Linked DNA regions of Homo sapiens: all the other regions are linked to region 3. A link is a loop called in an ENCODE intact Hi-C map of the cell type or tissue named here. Cell type or tissue: CD14-positive monocyte. All regions are shown on one strand. Region 1 overlaps LOC105372753 (a long non-coding RNA gene). Region 2 overlaps JAM2 (junctional adhesion molecule 2). Region 3 holds the start of MIR155HG (MIR155 host gene).

Region 1 (8,000 bases), 120 kb after region 3:
CATCTGAAAAATATTTTATTGTGCCATCTAGGCTTTTGTTCAACCAAGCAACTGGACACAATAGGGTAGCCAGGTTGGTACATAAAACTAAACATCACAATTGGGTTCAATAAAGTATAGCTTTAAAATTATTTTCACCTGTTCCATTTAATTTTTTAAAATGTGGCTACTAGAACATTCAAAATTATGTATGTGGCTCACATCACTCACATTTTATTTCTATTGGACAGTGATGCTCTAGACATTTATGAAAACAAATGTATTCCAAGTGAGTATGGAGGAATTACAGTAAAATATGCTTGAGGCAATTGGTGAAGGCTTTGCAGAGATGGTAAGATGATGAAAGCACAAATCCTTGCATCAGAATGCCTAGGTTTGAATCTCTGCTCTGCCACTTCACTGTGATGCAGGGCAAGAAACTTAACCTCTCTGTGCCTCATTTTCTTCATCTGTAAAATGGGGTAGTAATTAGATCTTCTGCATGGGATTGTGGTAAAGGTTAAATGATTTCATACACTTAAGCATTTAGAATAGTATCTGAGACAGTAAATCTCTATAAATGTTAAAGAAGGTCATGCCTGACCAAAAACTGGACAGATGAGGGGCTGGGCAGTTCCCCGAGGGATTATTGAAAAGGGATGAATTTCACAGGGAGGGAACATGTAACTCTCTTCTTTGGGCTTCCCTTTCTGTCTTACCACAGGAAGATCAGCAGTAGAGTCTCAGTATGTTCTGTGGCTAAGCGTTCAACCACTTGGCATTGAGTTTTGCGTCAGTTGGTGAATGACCAACATGTGTCTGGCAAAGTGCTTGGCATCCCTTTTACTCATTTTACCTGATCTCAGCAGCACCCATCCCTGCAGGACACAGCCTCATTTTTTAATATATTGCTTTTATTTCTTAAAATGTGTGTAAATGGAGCCAGAGAGGAGAGAGGAAGGAGTGAAAACACTGAAAATGGGAAAATGAAAGACTAAAAGATATTTGCAAGACATTTGTCGGTCACACAGCAATTCAATTTTTTAAACAAACTTGACATTGAGATTTATACAGTTCATTTACTCAAAGAAGACTTCAAATTTTGCATTCCACTCCTTTGGGGACTAGTTGAGACATTAAAATCCAAATATTACAAAATAAAATGAACTGAAGCATGAAATTAATATTTAGCATACAGATTTACATAATTTTACTATTTAATAATAGTATTTGATTTTTAAAGCCTACTGCTGACCAAAAACAATGCAAATTATTTATTGTGGGCCACCTACTTACTTCTCAAAAAATCCTGAGAGGTACTTAAATGTTTACCCATATTTTTACAGTAGGACCTGCAGCTTAACAAAATTAAGTAAATGTTCAAGTTTATACAAACAGTACGTAGCTAAGTCAGGAATTTCAACTGAATACATTGAGCTCCCATATTATAACACTCCAGTTTACAAAACATAGTCTGTGCAACTATCAATTTCAAAATGCATGTATTAATTCATCGAATGTTTACTCAGCCCCTTCGTCTAAAGGCACCATCCTAGGCAGCATGTCCATTTGATAGTGTTTCCTTCTAAAACTGAGAGTTTTGAAAGTTAATTGCTTTAGAACTAAAATGCAATTTGAATTATCACTGAATCCTCAGATGACTTTTAGTTGCTGTTATTTTAATTCAAAGTGAATTAATCCAAATGAAAAATGTCCCAGACATTCTACATAATTTTTGCTCTTAATATTCTATTTTTTTGGATCAGAAAGGATAATTTAACCTTAGTAGGTTGTATGTGTAACAAAATTTATTCATTTCTTCTATGTTTTCAGTTTTGTTTACATATAGCCACTCATGATACCTTCTTATGATCGTTTGTATTTCTTTAGTGTTGGTCAAAATGTCTTCTTTTTCACCTCTGATTTTATTTATTTGAGTCTTTTCAATTTTATCTTAGTTATTCTATATAAATGTTAGTCAATTTTGTTCATCTTTTCAAAAAATAACTATTTTGTTGATCTTATAAATTATTTAAAAATCTTTATTTCATTTATTTCTGTTCTGAGCTTTATTACTTCACTCTTTCTACTAATTTTGGTTTTAATTTGTTCATATTTTTATAAAAGTGAGTTACCTTTAGTTGAAATTTCCAGTGAAAACTTAGCAATTGATCAATACCAAATTGACTTTTGTTTTTATTTCTGCCTGTAGATGGAAGTCTATCAAAGATTAAAAAATATTTATCCAAAGTTCAAAGGCTTAGTCCATGTTTGGTGATTATCTTACACTTTGTGCTCATAAAATATTTGGATTCTAAGCTTTCAATTGCGTTTACACAAAGCACATCAATGGATCGCTTCATTGGGTGTTTTGTCCTTCTTGTTTGATTCTTCTTTTTCTATGGAATGGAAGCTATGCCAAAGGGAAGCTCCTACCTGGTCCCATTCCTCTCCCAATTGTTTAAAATATTCTACCCTTAAGAAGTATGAACACCAGCAAATCCATAAGCATGGTAAGTATGGCTATTTTCTTTTTTTAAATTTTGTGATTTTCTACTATTTAAACTTTTAATTTAGATTCGAGGGTACATGTGCAGGTTTGTTTTATAGGTAAGCTCTCGTGTCATGGGGGTTTGTTGTACAGATAATTTTATCACCTAGGTGCTAGGCCTAGTACCCAATAGCTATTTTTTTCTCCTCCTCTCCTTCTTCCCACCCTCTACCCTGAAATAGGCCCTAATGTCTGTTGTTCCCTTTATGTTCATGAGTTCTCCTCATTTAGCTCCCACTTATAAGTGAGAGCATGTGGTATTTGGTTTTCTGTTCCTGCATTAGTTTGCCTAGGATAATATCCTCCAGCTCCATCTATGTTCTGCAAGAGACATTATCTCATTCTCTTTTATAGCTGCATAGTATTCCATGGTGTATGTGTACTACATCTTCTTGATCCAATCTGTCATTGTTGGGCATTTAGGTTGATTCCATATCTTTGCTATTGTGAATAGTGCTGCAATGAACATTTACATGCGTGTGTCTTTATGGTAGAATGATTTATATTCCTCTGGGTATATACCCAGTAATGGAATTGCTGTGTCCAACAGTGGTTCTGCTTTTAGCTCTTTGAGAAACCACCGTATTGCTTTCCACAATGGTTGCGCTAATTTACGTTACCACCAATAGTGTATAAGTGTTCCTTTTTCTTCACATCCTTGCCAGCATCTGTAAGTTTTCGACTTTTTTATAATAACCATTCTGACTGGTGTGAGACAATATCTCATTGTGGTTTTAATTTGCATTTCTCTAATGATCAGCAATACTGAGCTTTTTAAAATATGCTTTTTGGCTGCATGTATGTCTTTTCTAGAAAAATACCTGTTTATGTCTTTTGTCCACTTTTCAATGGGATTGTTTGCTTTTTTCCGTAAATTTGTTTAAGTTCCTTACAGATGTTGGATATTAGACCTTTGCCAGATGCATAGTTTGCAAATATTTTCTCCCATTCTGTAGGTTGTCTGTTTACTCTGTTGATAGTTTCTTTTGCTGTACAGAAGCTCTTAAGTTTAATTAGATCCCATTTGTTAATTTTTGCTTTTGTTATGATTGCTTTTACTGTCTTTGTCATAAAATCTTTGCCCATTCCTGTGTCCAGGATGGTATTGCCTAAGTTGTCTAGGGTTTTTATAGTTTTTGGGTTCTACATTTAAATCTTTAATTTATCTTGAGTTGATTTTTGTATATGATGTAAAAAAGGAGTCCAGTTTCAATCTTCTGCTTATGACTAGCCTGTTATCCCAGCACCATTTATTTAATAGGGAGTCCTTTCCCCATTGCTTGTTTTTGTCAGCTTTGTCAAAGACAGTCATAGGTGTGTGGGCTTGTTTCTGGGCTCTCTATTCTGTTCCATTGGTCTATGTGTCTGTTTTTGTACCAGTACCATACTGTTTTGGTTATTGTAGCCACATAGTATAGTTTGGAGTTGGGTAACATGATGCCTCCAGTTTTGTTCTTTTCATTTAGGATTGCCTTGGCCATTTGGGCCCTCTTTTGGTTCCATATAAATTTTAAAATAGTTTTTTTTTCTTAGTTCTGTGAAGAATGTCACTGGTAGTTTGACAGGAATGGCGTTGAATCTGTAAATTGCTTTGGGCAGTATGGCCATTTTAATGATATTGATTCTTCCTGTCCATGACCATGGGATGTTTTCATATTTTTTGTGTGTGTCATCACTGATTTCTTTGAGCAGCACTTTGGAATTCCCATTGTAGAGATCTTTCACCTCCATGGTTTGCTGTATTCCTAGATATTTTATTCTTTTTGTGGTAATTGTGAATGGGATTCAATTCCTGATTTGGCTCTCAGCTAGGCTGTTGTTGGTGTATAGAAATGCTAGTGATTTTTGTACATTGATTTTGTATCCTGCAACATTGCTGAAGTTGTTTATCATTTGAAGGAGATTTTAGGCTGAGACTATGGGGTTTTCTAGATATAAAAACATGTCATTTGCAAAAACGGATACTTTTAATTCTTCTCTTCCTATTTAAATATGCTTTATTTCTTTCTCTTGCCTGATTGTTCTGGCCAGACCTTCCAATAATATGTTGAACAGGAGTGGTGAGGGAGGGCGTTCTTGTGTTGTGCCAGTTTTCCAGGGGAATGATTTCAGCTTTTCCCTGTTCAGTATGCTGTCGTTTGTGGGTTTGTTGTAGGTGGCTCTTATTATTTTGAGGTATATTCCTTCAATATTTAGTGAATTGAGAGTTTTTAACACGAAGAGATGTTGAATTTTATCAAAAACTTTTACTGCATCTATGGAGATAATCATGTTTGTTTCCTTTAGTTCTGTTTATGTGATGAATTAGATTTATTGGTTTGTGTACATTGAACCAACTTTGCATCCCAAGGATGAAGTTTACTTGACTGTGGTAGACTAGCTTTTTGATGTGCTGCTGCGTTTTGTTTACAAGTATTTTGTTGAGGATTTTTGCATCAGTGTTCATCAAGGATGTTGGTTTTGCATCAATGTTCATCAAGGATATTGGCCTGAAGTTTTCTTTTTTCGTTGTGTCTCTGCCAGGTTTTGGTATCAGGATAATGCTAGCCTCATGGAATGAGTTGGGGAGGAGTCCCCTTTCCTCAATTTTTGGTGATAGTTTCAGTAGGAATGGTACCAGCTCTCTCTGTACATCTGGTAGAATTCTACTGTGAATCCATCTTGTCCTTTTTATTTTTCTTGGTAGGCTATTTATTATTCATTCAGTTTCAGAGCTCATTATTGGTTTGTGCAGGGAATCGATTTCTTTCTGGCTCAGCCTTGGGAAAGCATATGTTTCCAGGGATTTATCCATATCTTCTAGGTTTTCTAGTGTGTGTGTGTAGAGGTGTTTGCAGTAGTTTCTGATGGTTATCTTTATTTCTGTGGGGCCAGTGGTGTATCCTTTCCATCATTTCTAATTGTGTTTATTTGGATTTATTCTCTTTTTTTCTTTATTAGTCTAGCTAGTGCTCTATGTTAGTAATTTTTTCAAAATTCCAGTTCCTGGATTCATTGATCTTTTAAGGGTTTTTTGGTTTCAATTTCCTTCAGTTTAGGTCTGATTTTTGTTATTTCTTGTCTTCTGCTAACTTTGGGATTGATTTGCTCTTGCTTCTCTAATTCTTTCATCTGTGATGTTAGCTTGTTAATTTGAAATCTTTCTAACTTTTTTTCATGGGTGTTTAGTGCTATAAACTTCCCTCTTTACACTGCCTTAGCTGTATCCCAGATATTCCGGTATGTTGTAGCTTTGTTCTCATTAGTTTCAAATAATTTCTTGACATCTGACTTAATTTCATTATGTACCCAAAAGTCATTCAGGAACATGTTGTTTAATTTCCATGTAATTACATGGTTTGGGGCAATTTTTTTTTTAGTCTTGACTTCTATATTTATTGCACTGTGGTCCAAGAGTGTGTTTGGTATAATTTTTTTTGCATTTGCTGAGGATTGTTTTATGTCCAATTATGTGGTCAATTTTAGCGTGTGTGCCATGTGGCGATGAGAAGAATGTATATTCTGTTGTTTTTGGGTGGAAAGTTCTGTACAGGTCTAGCAGATCCATTTGGTCCAATGTTGAGTTCAGGTCATGAATATCTTTGTTAATTTTCTGCCTCAATGATTTGTCTAATACTTTCAGTGGAATGTTGAAGTCTCTATTATTGTGTGGGAGTCTAAGTCTCTTTGTATGACTCTAAGAACTTGCTTTATTAATCTGGATGCCCCTATGTTGGGTGCACATGTATTTAGGATAGTTAAATTGTTGAATTGAACTCTTGTTGAATTGAACTCTTTACATTATGTAATGCCCTTCTTTGTCTTTTTTTTAAAAGCCTTATTGATTTAAAGTCTGTTTTGTCTAAGATTAGGATTTCAACCCCTGATTTTTTCTGATTTCCACTTGCTTGGTAGATTTGCCTCCATTTTTTTATTTTTATTTTGAGCCTATGGGTGTCATTATGTGTGAGATTGGTCTCTTGCAGCATACCATTGAGTTTTGCCTTTTTATCCAGCTTGCCATTCTGTACCGTTTAAATGGAGCCATTTAGCCTGTTTATATTCAGGGTTAGTATTGACATGTGTGGTTTTGATCTTTTCATTGTGTTGTTAGCTGGTCACTATGCTGGTTTGTTTGTATTGTGCTTTATAGTGTTACTGGTCTGTGTATTTAAGTGTTTTTGTATTGGCCGGTAGTGGTCTTTTCTTTCTATATTTAGTGCTTTCAAGATCTCTTGTAAGGCAGGTCTGGTGGTAATAAACTCTCTTATCATTTGCTTATCTGAAAAGGATCTTACTTCTCCTTTGCTTAGGGAGCTTAGTTTGGCTTGATGTGAAATTCTTGGTTGAAGATTTCTTCCTTAAAAATGTTGAATATAGGCTCCCAATCTCTTCTTGCTTGTAGGGTTACAGCTGAGAGATTTGCTGTTATCCTGATGGTGTTCTCTTTTTGCAGGTGACCTGCCCTTTCTCTCTAGCTGTCTTTATCATTCTGCCTTTCATTTCAACCTTGGAAAATTCTGATGATTATGTGTGTTGGGGAGAATCTTGCAGGGGTTCTCTGTATTTCCTGAGTTTGACTTTTGGCCTCTCTAGCAAGGTGAGGTAGTTTGCATAGACGATATCCTAAAATATGTTTTTTAAGTTGTTTGCTTTCCCCTCGTCCCTTTTAGGGATGCCAGTGATTCATATATTTGGCCTCTTTACACGATTCCATATTTCTTGGAGGTTTTGTGCATTCCTTTTCATTGTTTTTTCTTTATTTTTGTCTGACTGTCTTATTTCAGAGAACCAGGCTTCAAGTTCTAATTTTCTTTCTTTAGCTTGGTCTGTTCTGCTATTAATACTTGTAATTGTGTTGTGAAATTCTTTTAGTGTGTTTCTCAGCTCTGTCAGCTCTCTCAGGTTCTTATATATACTGGCTATTTCATCTTTCATCTTCTGTATCATTTTATTGTGGTTTTTAGTTTCCTTGGATTGGGCTTTGCCACTCTCCTGAATCTCGATGATCTTCATTTCTATTTATGTTCTGAATACTGTCATTCCAGCCAGCTCAACAGGGTTAAGAACCCTTGCTGGAGAACAGGTGCAATCATCTGGAGGACATATGACACTCTGACCATTTGAGTTACCGGTTACCAGTATTCTTGCATTGGTTCTTTCTCATCTCTGCATGTGGGTGTTCCTTTAACTGTAGTGTAGATTGATACAGTCAATAAACTTCTTTTCTGTGTGTTTTCATGGAGCTGAGCCTTTGTGCAGGGTCTTTATTTGTAGCTGACTTTTTGTCTTTGGTTTCTCAAAGGAGTCTGTTAATGAGGTATTTTTGGTGTTGAAGCCTTGAGGTGTGATCGAGTAGGTGGTACTTAGGTGTATTGATCAGTTGGTGGGCTCTTGCTCAGTCATGTGGCTTCCTTATATTTTCTCACAGTTGCAGCCATGCCCCTCTCAATACTCTGAGTGTAGGCTCCTCTCCCACTTGAGTGCTGGC
Region 2 (8,000 bases), 86 kb before region 3:
GAGACAGCATCTTTCTCTGTCACCCACGCTAGAGTGCAGTAGCACAATCACAGCTCACCACAGCCTCGATCTCCCAGGACCAAGCAAACCTCCCACCTCAGCCTCGTGAGTAGCTGAGACTACAGGCATGCCACCATGCCCAGCTAATTTTTATTTATTTTTCTTTTTTGTAGAGGCGTGGCCTTCCTATATGGCCTAGGCTGGTCTTGAACTCCTGGTCTTAAGCAATCTTCCTGCCTGGGCCTCCCAAAGTATGGGGATTACAAGTGTAAACCACCATGCCCAGCTCAGTAAGTTCATTTATTTCCATTTGTTTTCCATTTTTAGGGAAGGCTATTTTAGTGAATTTTATCTTTTGAAATAAAACATTTAAAATTTCAAAATGAAATCTATGTAATAAGCTATACATAGTAAGAGAAGTCTGTTCCATTCCTGTTCTACCTATTGTTAATAGTTTCATTAGTTAACAGTTTAACCTGCCAGTGTTTCTGTCATACACAAAATGTAGCATGTTGCACTAGATTGTTCTGCATCTTACTTTTTTCACTTACTATATTTTGGAGATGACAGTACAGAGAGATCACCATCATTCCTTTATATCGCTACAGTGCCTACCATTGTGTTATTTATTTAGCCAATCCCCTATAAATGGGCATTTGTTTTCAATCATTTTTATAATAGTTGTGAAATAAATAATACAATGCATAAAAAAGAAATAACACCATGCATAAAGCATGTCCTGTTTTTGCAACTACAGCTTTAACACAGGTTCCCAGTAACGGGGTTGATGGGTCAAAGGGCAAATATAGAATTTTTCTACATATTGCTGAATATGATGGGTCAAAGGCTAGATGTAGAATTTTTCTACATATTGCTGCTCCATAGCAGTTGTATCATCTCACAGCTCCATCAGCAGTATGTAGAATGCCTATTTCCATACAACTTCAATAACAGAGTATGTGGATGAGTTTATGTGATTTTGCTAAGGGAAGAAGTGCTATCTTTGGGACAATCTAATTTGCATTTTAAGTTATACTGAGAAAAGCTTCATATTTGAAGAACCATTTAAATTTTTCTTCTGGGAACTCTGGGTTTTTTGTGTGCCATTTATAAAATTTTGATATTTGTATTTTAATTTTTAGGGGTTCCTTTTATATCAGTGATAATACTCTGTCAGAGATGTAACTTACAAATATCCTTTCCCAATTAGTCATTTATCTTTGGATTTGTTTAGGGTGTTTTATTTTTTCCATGCAGACACTCATTTGATTTATAGTCCAGTTTACAGAAGAACAGATCCATACTTTGTTTTTTTTTTTTTTTTTTTTTTGGCGGGGGGAGGTATGGTTTTATTTATTTATTTACCTATTTACATTTAGATCTCTGATCCATTTGAAATTAATTCTCATGGAGAATATCAGGTTCTGATCCATTTTTCCCTCAAATGGTTCCCAGTTGTAACAATATTGATTAAGCATTCTCCATGGTTTCAAATGCTACCATTTTACACACACATACACACATACACGTGATTTCTAAATGAAGTTGGCATAATTTCCGGACTTTATATACTCTTCCATTGGCTTGTCTGTCTATTCATGTACCAATCTCACATTATTTTACTTATAGAGGCTTTATAGAACACTATAATATAGGGCTATAACCACTTCATTTCTGCCCCGTTAGTGTATTATTAATTCTCCATTGTCTCATTCATTTGATATTTATTCTATGTATTATATGTTTTATGATTAATATGTTGATACAGAAATACATATTACAATTTATTAAAACACACGTCAGGACATATCCTCTTTTAAGAAATGAAGTAGGATATGTAATATAAAAAAGTTTGAAGATCACTGATTCAGTGTTTTTTGAACATGCCAGCATCTTTAGATAGCTGTCCTGGGTGGCAGTAGCACAATGGAGCTGAGATTCTTACATGTATCTGATTTTGGCATTTGCCTAATGCTGAATGAGATTCTTGGCAGAGACAATGACTCACCTGGATCCAGGGGTAATTTTTTAAGTGCTAATGAGCAAGTGTCAAGATCCCACAAAATCATTAAAAGTAACGGCTAAAACTGCAGTTACTTTTGCACCAACCTATAAAAATACTGGACAAGAACACCTAGGAAAATCATCTTTGATTTGGAAATGAAGATCACTTTATCAGGCTCTACAATGGTTTAAATGTGTTCCTCAGAATTCATGTATAGGAAATTGAGTTCCCAGTATAATGGTGTTGAGAGGTGGTAGGACCTTTAAGAGGTGTTTGGGTCATGAAGACTCTGCCACCCTCACGAAGATATTAGTCCCATTCTCATAGGACTGGGTTAATTCTCACAGAAGCAAATGAGTTCTTGTTCTCATGGGACTAGATTAGTAACTGCAAGAGCAGGTTGTTAAAAAATGAGGCCATCACTTGTGTTTTGTCTCTTTTGCACATACTTGCTTGCTGCTCCTGCAGGTGTTTCCACATGTGATGCCATTCACTATGCTTTAATGTAGCATGAGGGCCTTGCCAGAGGTAGCTGCCCAATGTTGAACTTCCCAGGCTCCAGAACTGGGAGCCAAGTAAACCTCTTTTGTTTATAAATTACCCAGTCTCAGGTGTTCTGTTACAGCAACAGAAATAGACTAAAACAGTCTCTATTGTCTCATCTCTCTTAATAAACTTTTGCTCATTATGGGATATAGATTGCTATTATATCAATTGAGTAACAAAGAGATTAGGCCATGAGGGGAAAGTCTGGAGATTCCCTGCTCCAGAGAGTAGAACTTTTACAACTAACATGCTAATACGGTTTGGTTGTGTCGCCACCCAAATCTCATCTTGAATTGTAGTTCCCATAATCCCCACATGTTGTGGGAGAGACACGGTGGCAGGTAATTGAATCATGGAAGTGGTTACCTCCATGCTTTCTTTTCTCATGATAGTGAATGAGCTCTTATGAGATCTGATGATTTTATAAAGGGCTTTCCCCGCTTTTGCTCGGCACTTCTGCTTCCGGCCATCAAGTAAAGAAGAATGTGTTTGCTTCCCCTTCTGCCATGATTGTAAGTTTCCTGAGGCCTCCCCAGCCATGCGAAACTGAGAGTCAATTAAACCTCTTTCCTTTGTAAATTACCCAGTCTTGGGCAGTCCTTTACAGCAGCGTGAGAACACACTAATACGTGCTTTGTTCTAGTCTAGATTAAGCAACTTTTGAGGGGTGTATTGTTTGACTCATCTGAGTTTTTAATCAATGCTTACTAATTCAAGAGGAACTTATGTGCTTTTAGGATATAAGGAGGCATCAGGAAATCTGGAAAATTTCTTAAAATCCTATAAGGCAGACCAGTCTTTATATTTCCTTATATCTTAGGGAGGCCACTGTTAAAAAGAGGAGGAGGGAGTTTTAGGAGCAGTAATATTATGCATTCATTTGAGACTATTAATTTTACATATGTCTTGAGGTTTTTATTGCTAAAAAGTTATATAATTTTATGAAGCTACAAAACAAATAAACATTAAATTCCAGCTTATGTAATTCTACTTAATCAAGTATTAAATGTGCCAGGCAGTACTCTAGGTACCAACGACCTAAAGATGTGTTGTCTCTGCCTCCAGCAAGCTCACAATACAGAGAGATATACATGGAAAAATTGTAACAGTACAGCTCAGTAAGTGCCATAAGAGAATAAAGAATATACCAAAAGCACCAGAGTATAATATACAGTAGACATCAGCTTTGAGGAATTGATGAGTTGGAAAGAATTAAGAGAAGGCGCAAGGAATTTTGGAGTTAGACCTTCAGGGAGAAATTGCATTTGGCCATATGAGGAACAATAGCAACAACAACAGAGATGAATGGAGGTTGGGAAGAAGTACTGTATCTAGATAAAATGGCATAGATGTTCACTCGTTTACACACACACACACACACACACACACAAACACACGGCACAAAAGAACCTGACTTGTTCTGGATCCAAAAGCACTATATGGACAGTACAATAATCTCATGTCTCCAATATGCTTAGGTACAATTTTAATGTTTTATGACATAGATGGCTGCATGTTTCAGTTATTGGACAAATGCATACTTGAGTTATTGTTTATTCCATTGTGTCAGTTCTGCTTCTGATCAAAATCCATTCCTATTTGAAAATGCATCTAGTGAATTTTTTTTTTTGAGACAGAATCTTGCTGTGTTGCCCAGGCTGGAGTGCAGTGGCACAATCTCAGCTCATTGCAACCTCCGCCTCCCACGTTCAAGTGATTCTCATGCCTCAGCCTCCTGAGTAGCTGGGACTACAGGTGCATGCCACCATGCCCAGCTACTTTTTGTACTTTTAGTAGATACAGGGTTTCACCACGTTGGCTAGGCTGGTTTCAAACTCCTGACCTCAGGTGATCCACCCGTCTTGGCCTCCCAAAGTGCTGGGATTACAGGCGTGAGTCACAGCGCCCAGCCCTCTAGTGCATTTTTTAAAAAACATAAACACCATTCTCTCTTTTCAAATTTAGCACTTGCCCAGAAGTTTGACATGTTCCCTTTTTATTTGTGGTCATTATTTCCTCTTTGGTCTCCTTTAAAAATAGCACCCCTTTGCACTTGTCTGTGAATCTTAGCTGGTGCTAGTGTCTCTGTCCTCTCTGGGTGCACACACGTTCTCCTTTGGACTTTTTAACTGGATCTTGCTTGGAATTTTTCCCTTTCCATATTTGGTTACTGGTTTGGAAGTTTATTTCCCTTTGTTTTACTAATCATTTTGTTCCATTATTTTTGGTGGTTCTAGTTAGAAAATAGCTCCCACTGCATTTTGGTGCAACAATTTTAAAGGCCTCTATAAGATGTTATCTTCTGTCCTGCTTGTAGACTGAGCTTTAGGTTGTACCTTAATTACTAACATAAATAACTTTTTGGAGCAAGGTGCACAACACTATATATAATATGATTTGATTTTCTGGAAGGTATACAGCAGTAAGCATAATAAATTGTGATCTTTATTTCTAAAGAAATTATAAGAGTATGCTTATATATACTGGAACTATTTCTTTTCTAATTTCCTGAAACCATTTGCAGGAAACTTAAGGATGGTCTATCTGAGAAGCAAAGGAGTCAGGAAGGCTGGAAAGGAGACTTATTTCTTGTTTTGTAAACTTACTGCTCTGTTTGAATTTACCCTAAGCATATATTATTTTTAGTTAGACATATAAGAAAATGTGTTTAACAATTCATTCATTTTTATCTTTGGTTTTGTCCATAGTATGTATTTAGGAAGTTTCACAATGTGAAGAAAGCGAAGAGTAAAAACAGCAGGTGACTGCATTGACAAAATGAAAGCAAGCAAATTGGACAAACCTAGCATAAAGAAGACAGACCAGGTTATGCATTTTTACTCCTTACAAATATAAAGACAAGCCCGTCCTAAATTATCCCAGTAGAAAATTTTGACAACTACAACAAAACAGAAAACCCAACAAAACAAATAAAAATTTGATGCTGATGACATGCGATAAAGAAAAGCAGAGCTCTCCAGTAAAAACCAAAATTCCTGTCTGTTAAGTTTACAAGGATTCTTCCTTAGGACTTTCTGAGCCAAGACAATGGACAGCTAAGAGGGCAGCTCTTGAAATACTTTCACAGGATTTGCTTCTCTGCTCATAAAATGTAGGAACAATTCAAACTGGAGAGCATTTCCTACCCATTCACTGGCCTGAAGATTCATAGAGTAGGGTTTTGTGTTGCTGTCAGCAGGCATTTATCTGAGCACACATCCATCCATCCTCCCTCTCTCTCTCTCTCTCCTTCTCTCTCTCTCTCTTTCCCCCCACACCCGATGCATGCATACACTCACACACTTTGGAACTTAGAAGGCCACTCTTCTGAATATCAAATCAAGTAAAATGACCATTCTAAGGGTGACAACTCAGGGAAACTCTGGAAACACTGGAAACAAATACTGAAAATAAACTTACGTGTGGGAGAGAGAATAACATTGAAAGAAGGTATACATAGTAACCAAAAGAGCTACTGTTTCATGTTTATAGGTTGGGAACTGAACAGAAAGTTGAAAACACAGCACACATGATTAAAAAATTTTTTCCTTAAAAACCAAAGAGCCATTTTTCTTAAATTCCTGATCAGATTTAATTAACTACATTTCAAATGCAGTCATGCACTGCATAATGACATTTTGGTCAACAATGAACCATATCAGTGGTCCCACAGATTATAATGGAGCTGAAAAATTCTTATCATCTAGTGATGCTATAACGCCCGTACTGCTGTAACACAAGAACTTTATTGTTTTATAAATTTAGTGTAGCCTAAGTGTACAGTGTTGATAAAGTCTACAGTAGTATACAGTAATGTCCCAGGCCTTCACATTCACTCACCACTCACTCACTGACTCACTCAGAGCAACTTCTAGTCCTGCAAGCTCCACTCATGATATGTTTCTACACAGGTGTACCATTTATCTTTTGTGCTGTTTTTACTGTACCTTTTCCATGTTTAGATATGTTTAGGTACACAAATACTTACAACTGTTTACCGTTGCCTACAGTATCCAGTACAGTAACATGCTGTATAGGTTTGTAGCCTAGGAGCAATAGGCTACACCATATAGCCTTGGTGTGCAGCAGGCTCTACCATCTAGGTTTCTGTAAGTACACTCTATGATCACACAATAACAAAATCACCTAACGACACATTTCTCAGAACACATCGCATCATTAGGTGACAACTGTAAAAAGCAATTGTCAGTGGTTATATGTGTATGTGTAATTATGTGAGTATATTTATCAATAAACTATATAAAATAAGTACTTACACAAGCAATTGCCTGGACTACTCCAATAACTTCTAACTGGTCTCCCCAGTTTGACTCCCCCCACCCCAATCCTTCCATTCACCATACTCCATCCAATGCATTCTCTTTAAAATGCAAATCAAACTGATATTCAATGTCAAAAGGCTTCAATGGCTTCTTCAGTTTACTAAGTGTGTTATACATGTAATTCTCCCTAAACCTCTATGAGGTAAGCACTCTTATTGGGATTATCACCAACACTGATGAGTAAACTGACATAATACAGGTGTTAACCTGTATAAGATCACACAGCTGGTAAGAGCACAGAGTGCTGCATTGGAGTGCATGTTCTTTACCACCATACTATGCAATTTGAAATACAACTAATAAAAAATATAGCTTTAGGCCAGGCGCGGTGGCTCACGCCTGTAATCCCAGCACTTTGGGAAGCCAAGGCAGGCAGATCATCTGAGGTCAGGAGATCAAGACCAGCCTGGCCAACATGACGAAACCCAGTCTCTACTAAAAATACAAAAGTTAGGTGGGCGTGGTGGTGGGAGCCTATAATCCCAGCTACTCAGGAGGCTGAGGCAGGAGAATTGCTTGAAACCAGGAGGTGGAGGTTGTGGTGAGCTGAGATTGCGCCACTGCATTCCAGCTTGGGTGACAGAGCAAGATTCCATCTCAAATAAAACAAACAAACAAACAAACAAACAAAACCAAAAAACCAACCAGCTTTATATCACTATGAGTTATACTTTAAAGGTAAAAGTTATGGTGGCTTCATGGAATCTAGAATATTCTTGGCTACAGCACTGAAAACACTGTCGCTGTGCATAACCTCATTTTGGCTGCTGTGAGAAACAGAATAATAGCCCCACAAAGATGTCCACATCCTACTCCCCAGAACCTATAAATATCTTACTTTACATGGTAAATAGGAATTGCAGTTGTAGATGGATGAAAGTTGCTAACCAGCTGACTTTGAAATGGATAAATTATCCAGAGTTACTCAGGTAAGCCCAAGGTAATGACAAGGGTCCTGATGAGTGGAAGAAGGAAGCAGAAGAGAGAGAACAAGAGAGGTGGCAGCCTGGTGTCGCAGGGCCGTGAGTGGGGACAGGTGGCAGCCTGGCAGGACAGGGCCGTGAGTGGGGCGCCTCCAGAAGCTGGAAAAGCCATGGAAACAGATT
Region 3 (8,000 bases):
TATTTTAGTAGTTTTTCTTTTGGTTAAGGAGAAGGATATGCATTCTGAAACAAAAATTCTAAAAACCAAACAACTTTTTACCATGTCAGTGTGGTCTCTGAAAATTCATGACACAGTAAAATGTCTTTAAAACGTCTTTACTTTCTCAGACTGCATTTGTATCTCACCTTCCAAATTGATTTCTTATAATACACAAGATCATCTAGTGAAACAAAATAATAGCAAACACTTACACAGGCTCCCTCTGTGCCAAGCACCTAAGTGTTTGACGTATACTAACTCAGTTATTCCTCCTCACAACCTTAGGAATGAGTATTCACACCCTCCCCATTGAAACACAGGGGCCTTGAGGCACAGGCAGGTGAAATAACTTGCGCAAGGTTAATCAGTGGCTAAGGAGCATGCTGCTGGGATGCCTACCTGGGCAATCTGGCACCTGTTTCCCATGCTTGGAACCATTATTTGTGTGAGCATATAAAGGACCATAGCATTTTGTTAAGACAGCCAGGAACTTATAATTTGTGTAGAACACTCTTGTTTATGGAGAACTGGCATAAATGTCATTGTAGGGCACTGTTTCACCTTATCCAAACATCGGCCTCACAATTTCATTAAATCAGCTATTTGATATTCCTCACTAATCTTTCCTTCTGCCAGTGCCTTAACCCTGTCTACCCACACAAGGTAGCAATATCTGTGCTAATCTGTCCTAACAATTAGCACAGATATTAGTGATCTGTGCTAATTGGTTAATATGTCTGCTAATTGTTTCTCAGAATTAGCACAGATATTCACAATCTGTTTTAAACTACAGCCACTTAAGCTATGTTAAGCCTCACTTTCTGGTGAGTGTGTCACTGTGTGTAAGGGTGGTAATTTTAGGAATCACATCTTCTTCCACATTGCTGAGAGCCTTGGACTTGTGAGTGAGGATGCTGAACTGCTCAGACATATGATGTGCCTATTTGAGGATAGATGTGCTTTTGCACTGGTTTTGCTTGAGGCTCTGCATATTGTAAACCCAAATACATTGATTGATGGACAGAACAAGTGTTTCAGGGCAGATGAGAATTACACAGCAGTGATCATATTAAAAGCATTGCATTTCCTTAAGAGTCTGAGATAAGAAAATTTTTTTCATATATATGTGAAACTCGTATATGAAAGTTGTAGCTACTGAGAGGTGGGATAAAAAGAGGCTTTTAAAATTGTAATATTTTTCCTTGAAAAGTAGTGTTTCACAATTTTTTTATTCTATCTAATTTAAGGAAACATGTAACAGTTTTGAGTCCAGTAAGATCAGTGAAAGACAAAAATACATTCTATAGTGAATTATAGTGGTACTTACTTTGACTTACTTTGGACATAGAGGATATAAATTCACTAAGACCAGCTGTGTCTCAGGAGGTATATGAAAGTGAGCTTGGTAGTTACACTGGAATCACAGAATTTCATCAGTGTAAGGGATTTTAGAAATGGTTCAGTCCCTGCCACCCATCAACCACCCATCTTAGAGATGAGCAAAATGAGGCACAGAAATCTGCAGAGTTGGTCCTAGAAACAAACCATGGTTCTCAGGCCGGTGCTCCTTCCCCAGTATTAGACTTCTGCAGAGTGGCAGCCTGATATCAAAACAATAAGGCTGTTAAAATCAATAGCTTCAGCTAAGCAATAGCCAATGACTATCAAAAATGGAGACACCAGCTAGTTAAGGGCACTAGCTGGTGCCCAGTCCAAGTGATAGAGGTGCCCAGTCCAAGTGAAGGGCAAGAGTCTACATACCACTTTCCTCTATTCAAGCTATTTATGCCTACTAGGTTTAGAATACTGATTATGAAAGTGGACCCCCGAAGAGGGTCATGGCTGAGATTCAAGGAAGTCTCTAGCCTGCTAACATCGAATGCAAATTGGTGTGTGAGGATACACATTAACAAAAATTTTCTGGGAAGAGCATATAAAATTTCCATTAGATTCTCAAGGAGGTAGGAATAAAGGATTTTAGTAACTATTACTCTAAAATGAAAGAATTCCTTTAAATTGAATGGCAGATCTTAGTCATGACCTGAAAAGCTGATAAAAAAAAACTTTTCAAAAGTTAAAACCTAGGGCTTTTTGGGGTAGATTTTTTGATTTATAGAGGACTGGTAAGATGAGGTATTTAAAGATGAGGGTTACAAATTTTCCATGTTGGCATATGGAAAGTAAAGAATGGCAAAATTTGTAGCACATTCTAATTAGTTCAAATATCTATGTTACCAAAATTGAAATGATATCAAATTGCACAGCAATGTCCTGATGGCCTTTCCTCTAACTTTCTGGGTTTGTAAGGGTAGGGTTGTGCCTATCCTGCTCACCTTTGTCTCTCCAGTGTCTAGCATAGCGTCCAGCACAGGCAGACTATGATGCCTGTTTTTTTTTTGTTGTTGTTTTTTTTTTTTTTTTTTTGGTAAAGACCAGTGAATTACACTTTTTACACATGACTAGGTTAAAACAAAAGTAGACATTTGTGCAAACACCACTGTTCTCCCTTGAAGTGGTTGTAGGTCTCAGACAGTGCTAATTTTTCTCTTTCTTAATGTGTGTGGTTAGGAAGCTGGGTCCTGTGGCCAGAGTGAGCTGACCCACTATGTGAGGAAACTTACTTATCACAGCCTAATAAGGAGTAGTCCTTGCAGCAGAAGTAATTACTAAATGTGCTTTGGTCATTTGACAGAAATCAGGGAGGCAGCAAGGAGTCATGGAAATGAGCCCAAACTGAGAGTCAAAACCCTGTGGTCTGCCGACACCCCCATCCCACATCCGTACCTAAAAGCAGGCTGTGCACTAGGGACCTAGTGACCTTACTAGAAAAAACTCAAATTCTCTGAGCCACAAGTCCTCATGGGCAAAATGTAGATACCACCACCTAACCCTGCCAATTTCCTATCATTGTGACTATCAAATTAAACCACAGGCAGGAAGTTGCCTTGAAAACTTTTTATAGTGTATATTACTGTTCACATAGATAAGCAATTAACTTTACATATACCCGTTTTTAAAAGATCAGTCCTGTGATTAAAAGTCTGGCTGCCCTAATTCACTTCGATTATACATTAGGTTAAAGCCATATAAAAGAGGCACTACGTCTTCGGAGAGATGAATGGATATTACAAGCAGTAATTTTGGCTTTGGAATATACACATAATGTCCACTTGACCTCATCTATTTGACACAAAATGTAAACTAAATTATGAGCATCATTAGATACCTTGGCCTTTTCAAATCACACAGGGTCCTAGATCTGCTGTGTGATGCTGGAAAAGTAACTTCACTTCTGTGGGCCTCAGCTCCTTAATTTTTAACATACTTTGGATTCTTATATCTTTGTCAGCTGTCAACTTCAGTGTTTTCAGGTTAAATTCTATCCATAGTCATCCCAATATACCTGCTTTAGATGATACAAACTTCAAAAGATCCGGCTCTCCCTCGTAAAACGTGGAGGACAGACATCAAGGGGGTTTTGTGAGTAAAGAAAGGCAACCGCTCGGCAAAAACGCACCCTGGCACAACAGGAGCGAATAAATACAGACGCTGATTGAGCGTTTGCTCCATCTTCACTTCTGTTAAATGAAGACATTGATATCTAAAATGCTATGAGTCTAACTTTGTAAAATTAAAATAGATTTGTAGTTATTTTTCAAAATGAAATCGAAAAGATACAAGTTTTGAAGGCAGTCTCTTTTTCCACCCTGCCCCTCTAGTGTGTTTTACACACTTCTCTGGCCACTCCAACAGGGAAGCTGGTCCAGGGCCATTATACAGGTACGTCCCCAACCATCCAAGGAAACTTTGCAAAGAAGCTCAAGTATTAGGTTTCGAACACCCCTCCTTCCCCCTGCCTCTGCCCGCGGGAATCCATCCAGCGCAATCTCTGGTCCCGGGCGAGGCGACACCACTGAGTCCCCAGGGGGCACCCGCAGGCGCGCGCGGGACCAGGCCGGGCTCCACGGCCACGTGCGCGCTGCCCCCGCCTTGCCTCGCCAGTTAACCCGGCGGTGACCCTCGCACCGAAGTCCCCCGGCGTCCCTGCCACGTTCAAGAGAGGAAAGGCGGGCGGGAGCGCGAGACTGAAGTCGGCGTACCTGCAGTGCCAGGAGCGTCTCCTTGGTTCCCCGCGCTTGCTCTGCGGGCGGCTCGGGGCTCCGCTATCCGCTCCCTTCCCGAGGCTGCAGGCGGCGCTGGGCCCGGGCTCGGCCGCGCACAGGAAGCCCGCGCCTGCGAACGTGCGACCCTTTTATAACTCACTTGTGACTCATAACCGACCAGGCGCCTTTTCTGCAACCCCCCCCCCCTTCTCCCCCCTCCTGCCTGTTCTTGGAACCTACAGCTTGAAAAACTTTTTTCTTTTTAAAGGAAAAGTCGAAAAAGCCCAGCGCCCGGGTAGTTGGTGTTTTCCCCTTTCCCTTTCTCGTGGGTCATTGCGTGTGTGTATTTTTTTTCTCTCAACACACGCCGTGTACTTTCCTGCACCGCGCCGCAAGGCTTGGGCTCCAACCTTTGTTCTTAAAGAAAAGGAAACGCCTTCAAATGACGGCCCAGACGTCGCCCGAACTTTCAGTCGGCTGGAGGGGGAAGTGGCGACTTCTTGCAACTGGGTGGCAGGAGTGTCTCTACTCTCTCCTTGCAGGGAGCCCGAGAGGAGCAAGTGGGAGGTTTTTCCTCCTGGACCGAATCAGCTGGAGACCAGCAGGTCCCTAAGAGAGGAAGAAATGGTCTTCAGGCGATCCTGGATTTCATCCCTACCTCATCACCCTTCAAGAGCCCGCGTTTGGTTTGGAATACGTAACTGGGCTTTGAGAACGTTTGTACTGTGTCTGGTACCCGCATTTATACTCGGGATGTCAAGATATAGGACTTAAAACTTCAAAAATTTTGACCTCAACAACATTCTCCCCCTGCCCTCCACTCCCATCTCCAGGACATATTCCTGGAGCATATGGGACTTCGGTCGTTTTAATTTTTGGTTTTGTCGCTTCTCTCTTTTCTCCCGGACCCTGCCACAAGGGGAACATTTTCCTGGAGCAGCCATTTGATTTTGGGGGATGGAAAGGAACAAATAGATCTAAAGCCTGGCAAGTTTATCCTACAAGCCTAGTCGAGTAACTCATTCATGGGTCTCAGTTCAATAAACGTTTAGACTTGAAGAAGAATAAGGAAATATGGGGAAGAGAAGGAGGACAGGAATAGATCTAGCCTCATCAACATGTGACTGGGGCCTTTTTGTAAGAAAGACGGGGCCACTGCTGGATTGCATTGCAAGTATCCAGTACTTGGACCTCCCTGTCAAGGGCACAAGACATTTTAGAATAGTTTGTATTAAACTGATGCCAGTTACATGTCAGAATACATGTCAGAGCTGGAAATCCCATAGTACTTAATTTACAGATGGCTCAGGTTGGTTAAGGAACTTGGGAGCATTTTAAAACCCTCTATTCTTAAGATACATGCTTTTTCTCTTATAATTCAAACAAGAATAATCATGATGATAACAACTAACACTTATAAAGCATTTACCATGTGCCAGATCCTGTCCTAACACTCCTTATATGCATTAACTCTTTCAGTCCTCACTATGATCATATGAGGGAGGAGCATTATAATCTCTATTTCCAGATGAGGAAACTGAGCACAGAGAGATTAAACATGTTACCTTAGATCCTAGTAAGTAGTCAAGCTGAGATTCAAACTCAGTTCCAACCCTGGAGGGCTGGCTCCGTAGTCCAGTCTCCCTGCTTTCCAGATCCATGTGACGTTGAGGAGCTGGGGAAGTTGTGCAGTGGGGCATGTGGCAAGGATGCATGGTCCCCACCCAGGTGGGGCACGTCCCTCTGCTGGTTACAGATGCCTACAATGCCTTTCTGAATTTCCCATTTCTCATTCTAGGTTGAACTATAAGAAATTGCCCATAGGCAATTCTAGGGTGACCTTTCATCCCCAGAATGACAAGTTTGTATAATGCACTTTAATAGAAACAGGAAATTGCTCAATCCTCCCTTCTCCCAGTGGTGGAAGTAATTTCAGGTCATGTGCAAACCTCCGCATTTTAGGTCCCAGTTTGAGACACCCAGAATAGTGGATGGATAAATGGGTTTTAGGAGTCAAATACACCTGCATTTTACACTAATTCTAGCTGTGGAATCTGAACGTTAAACTTTTTATGTCTCAGCTTCCTGTAAATGACAATAATGATGTCTCCCATCAGGGATTACTATAGACTGAATCATGTTCTCTTCAACTTTATATGTTGAAGCCCTGATCCCCAATGTTATCCCCATTTGGAGATAGGGCCTGTGAGGAGGTGATAAAGGTTAAATGAGGTCAAAAGGGTGGATCACTAATCCCATAGAGCTAGTGCTCTTATGAGAAGAGGAAGAGACACCAGAATTCCCTTTCTCTCAGAAATCAGTCAAAGCAGAGGTCATGTGAGCACACAATGGGATGGTGGTTTCCTGTAAGCCAGGAAGAGAGTCCTCACCAGAAACCGAACCCTGCAGGACCTTGATCTGGAACTTTCTAGCCTCCAGAATGTGAGAAAATAAATTGTTGTTGTATCAGCCATCCAGTCTATGGTATTTTCTTATGGCAACCCTAGCAGACTAAGAGGGATATGATGATTAAATAAGGTGATGGATAAAAAGTACCTGCTCCAGGCCAGGCGCGGTGGCTCATCCTGTAATCCCAGCACTTTGGGAGGCTGAGGTGACTGGATCATGAGGTCAGGAGATTGAGACCATCCTGGCTAGAATGGTGAAACCCTGAATCTACTAAAAATACAAAAAAGAAAAAAAAATTAGCCGGGCATGATGGCGGGCACCTGTAGTCCCAGCTACTCTGGAGGCTGAGGCAGGAGAATGGCATGAATGCGGGAGGCGGAGTTTGCGGTGAGCCAAGATCGCGCCACTGCATTCCAGCCTGGAATGCGAGCGAGACTGTCTCAAAAAAAAAAAAAAAGAAAAAAAAAAAAGGACCTGCTCCAAATGGATAGCTTGAGAAAGTAAGAGCTGGCCACCTGCCGGGACAAGTACCCCATGGATGTTGTTGTGGGCTGAATTGTGTCCCCCTCCCCCCACCTCCCAAATTCATATATTGATGTCCTAACACCCAGTACTTCAGATGAGATCGGGTGTGTGTGGGGTGGTATGGCTGTAGACCAACCAGTACTTCAGAATATAACCTTATGTGGAAACAAGGCCTTTGTGGATGTAATTAGTCAAGATGAGGTCTTATTAAAATAGGGTTGGCTCCTAATCCAATATGACTGGTGTTCTTAGAAAAAGAACATGATGTGTAGAGAAAGAAACACATATAGAAGGAAGACAGTGTGAAGAAACATTGGGAAAAGATGGCCATCTACCAGCCAAGGAGAGGGGCTTGAAACAGATCCTTCCCTCACAGCTCTCAGGAGGAACCAGTCCTGCTGACATCTTGATCTTGGACTTCAGCTCACAGAACTGAAAAACAATAAATTTCTGTTGTTTAAACCACCCAGTTTGCGGTACTCTTGTCACAGCAGCCCTCGCAAAGTAATATGGATGTGTCTCCAGGGCTGATGGGGCTGGTGTTCTCATCCCTCATCTTACCCTCCAGAGACCGAGCAGCTCACATCAATGACCTTCCAGATAAGAGTGGTACTTCTTGATATTACTTATTATCAATAATGATGAATAGATTGTGACAACTGGCACAGCTACAGATCAATGACAAAGTCTTGCTAAAAACATCATAGTTTCATGAAATTCTACAGAAACCTACAATAATCACAGGGAATGATTAGGAACCAGCCTCCAATCTCTCTCCTTAAAAAAAAAAAAGTGGTAGAAAAAAATAAAAATAGTTTCTGGAGGTTTAGTACTCAACGATCTTGAAGTTCAGCCCTTTGGAAGAATGTAAGACAGAGATGGTGAGTGAAGAAATAGACCCACATTTCAGCCTTGACCAGCTTATTTATTGTGGTACAGGGT

The links. Peaks named below come from ENCODE experiments on the same cell type or tissue, not always from the same donor. Only the 100,000 strongest peaks of a DNase experiment are listed, where the experiment ranks them.
Region 1: a loop joins it to region 3, with 2.5 times the contacts of the local background. A loop is called at or near these places in 16 of 110 quality-filtered maps.
Region 2: a loop joins it to region 3, with 4 times the contacts of the local background. A loop is called at or near these places in 3 of 110 quality-filtered maps.

What each region holds. Positions count from the first base shown.
Region 1 is chr21:25,440,733-25,448,732 of GRCh38, reverse strand. LOC105372753 (a long non-coding RNA gene) reads left to right here. Exons shown (of 10, transcript NR_188560.1): 10 at 1-2,236. It also overlaps the pseudogene CYP2C63P. Among named protein-coding and RNA genes, the nearest start is that of LINC00158, 13 kb to the right of the region's middle. In CD14-positive monocyte, no CTCF peak of the experiment used is centred here; no DNase peak of the experiment used is centred here.
Region 2 is chr21:25,644,392-25,652,391 of GRCh38, reverse strand. All of the region lies in intron 1 of JAM2 (junctional adhesion molecule 2), which reads right to left. LOC124905001 (a long non-coding RNA gene) reads left to right here. Exons shown (of 2, transcript XR_007067826.1): 1 at 1-290; 2 at 5,260-8,000. Among named protein-coding and RNA genes, the nearest start is that of JAM2, 9.1 kb to the right of the region's middle. In CD14-positive monocyte, no CTCF peak of the experiment used is centred here; DNase peaks (open chromatin) are centred at 3,101 and 4,521; H3K4me3 peaks cover 737 bases; H3K27ac peaks cover 1,576 bases.
Region 3 is chr21:25,558,379-25,566,378 of GRCh38, reverse strand. It overlaps MIR155HG (MIR155 host gene), which reads right to left and starts at 4,234. Exons shown (of 3, transcript NR_001458.3): 1 at 4,122-4,234. RefSeq lists silencers at 910-969, 3,890-4,169, 4,180-4,269 and enhancers at 1,428-1,507, 4,650-4,699. In CD14-positive monocyte, CTCF peaks have their summits at 3,904 (motif pointing right) and 4,121; DNase peaks (open chromatin) are centred at 4,218, 4,368, 6,008 and 6,428; H3K4me3 peaks cover 2,813 bases; H3K27ac peaks cover 1,111 bases.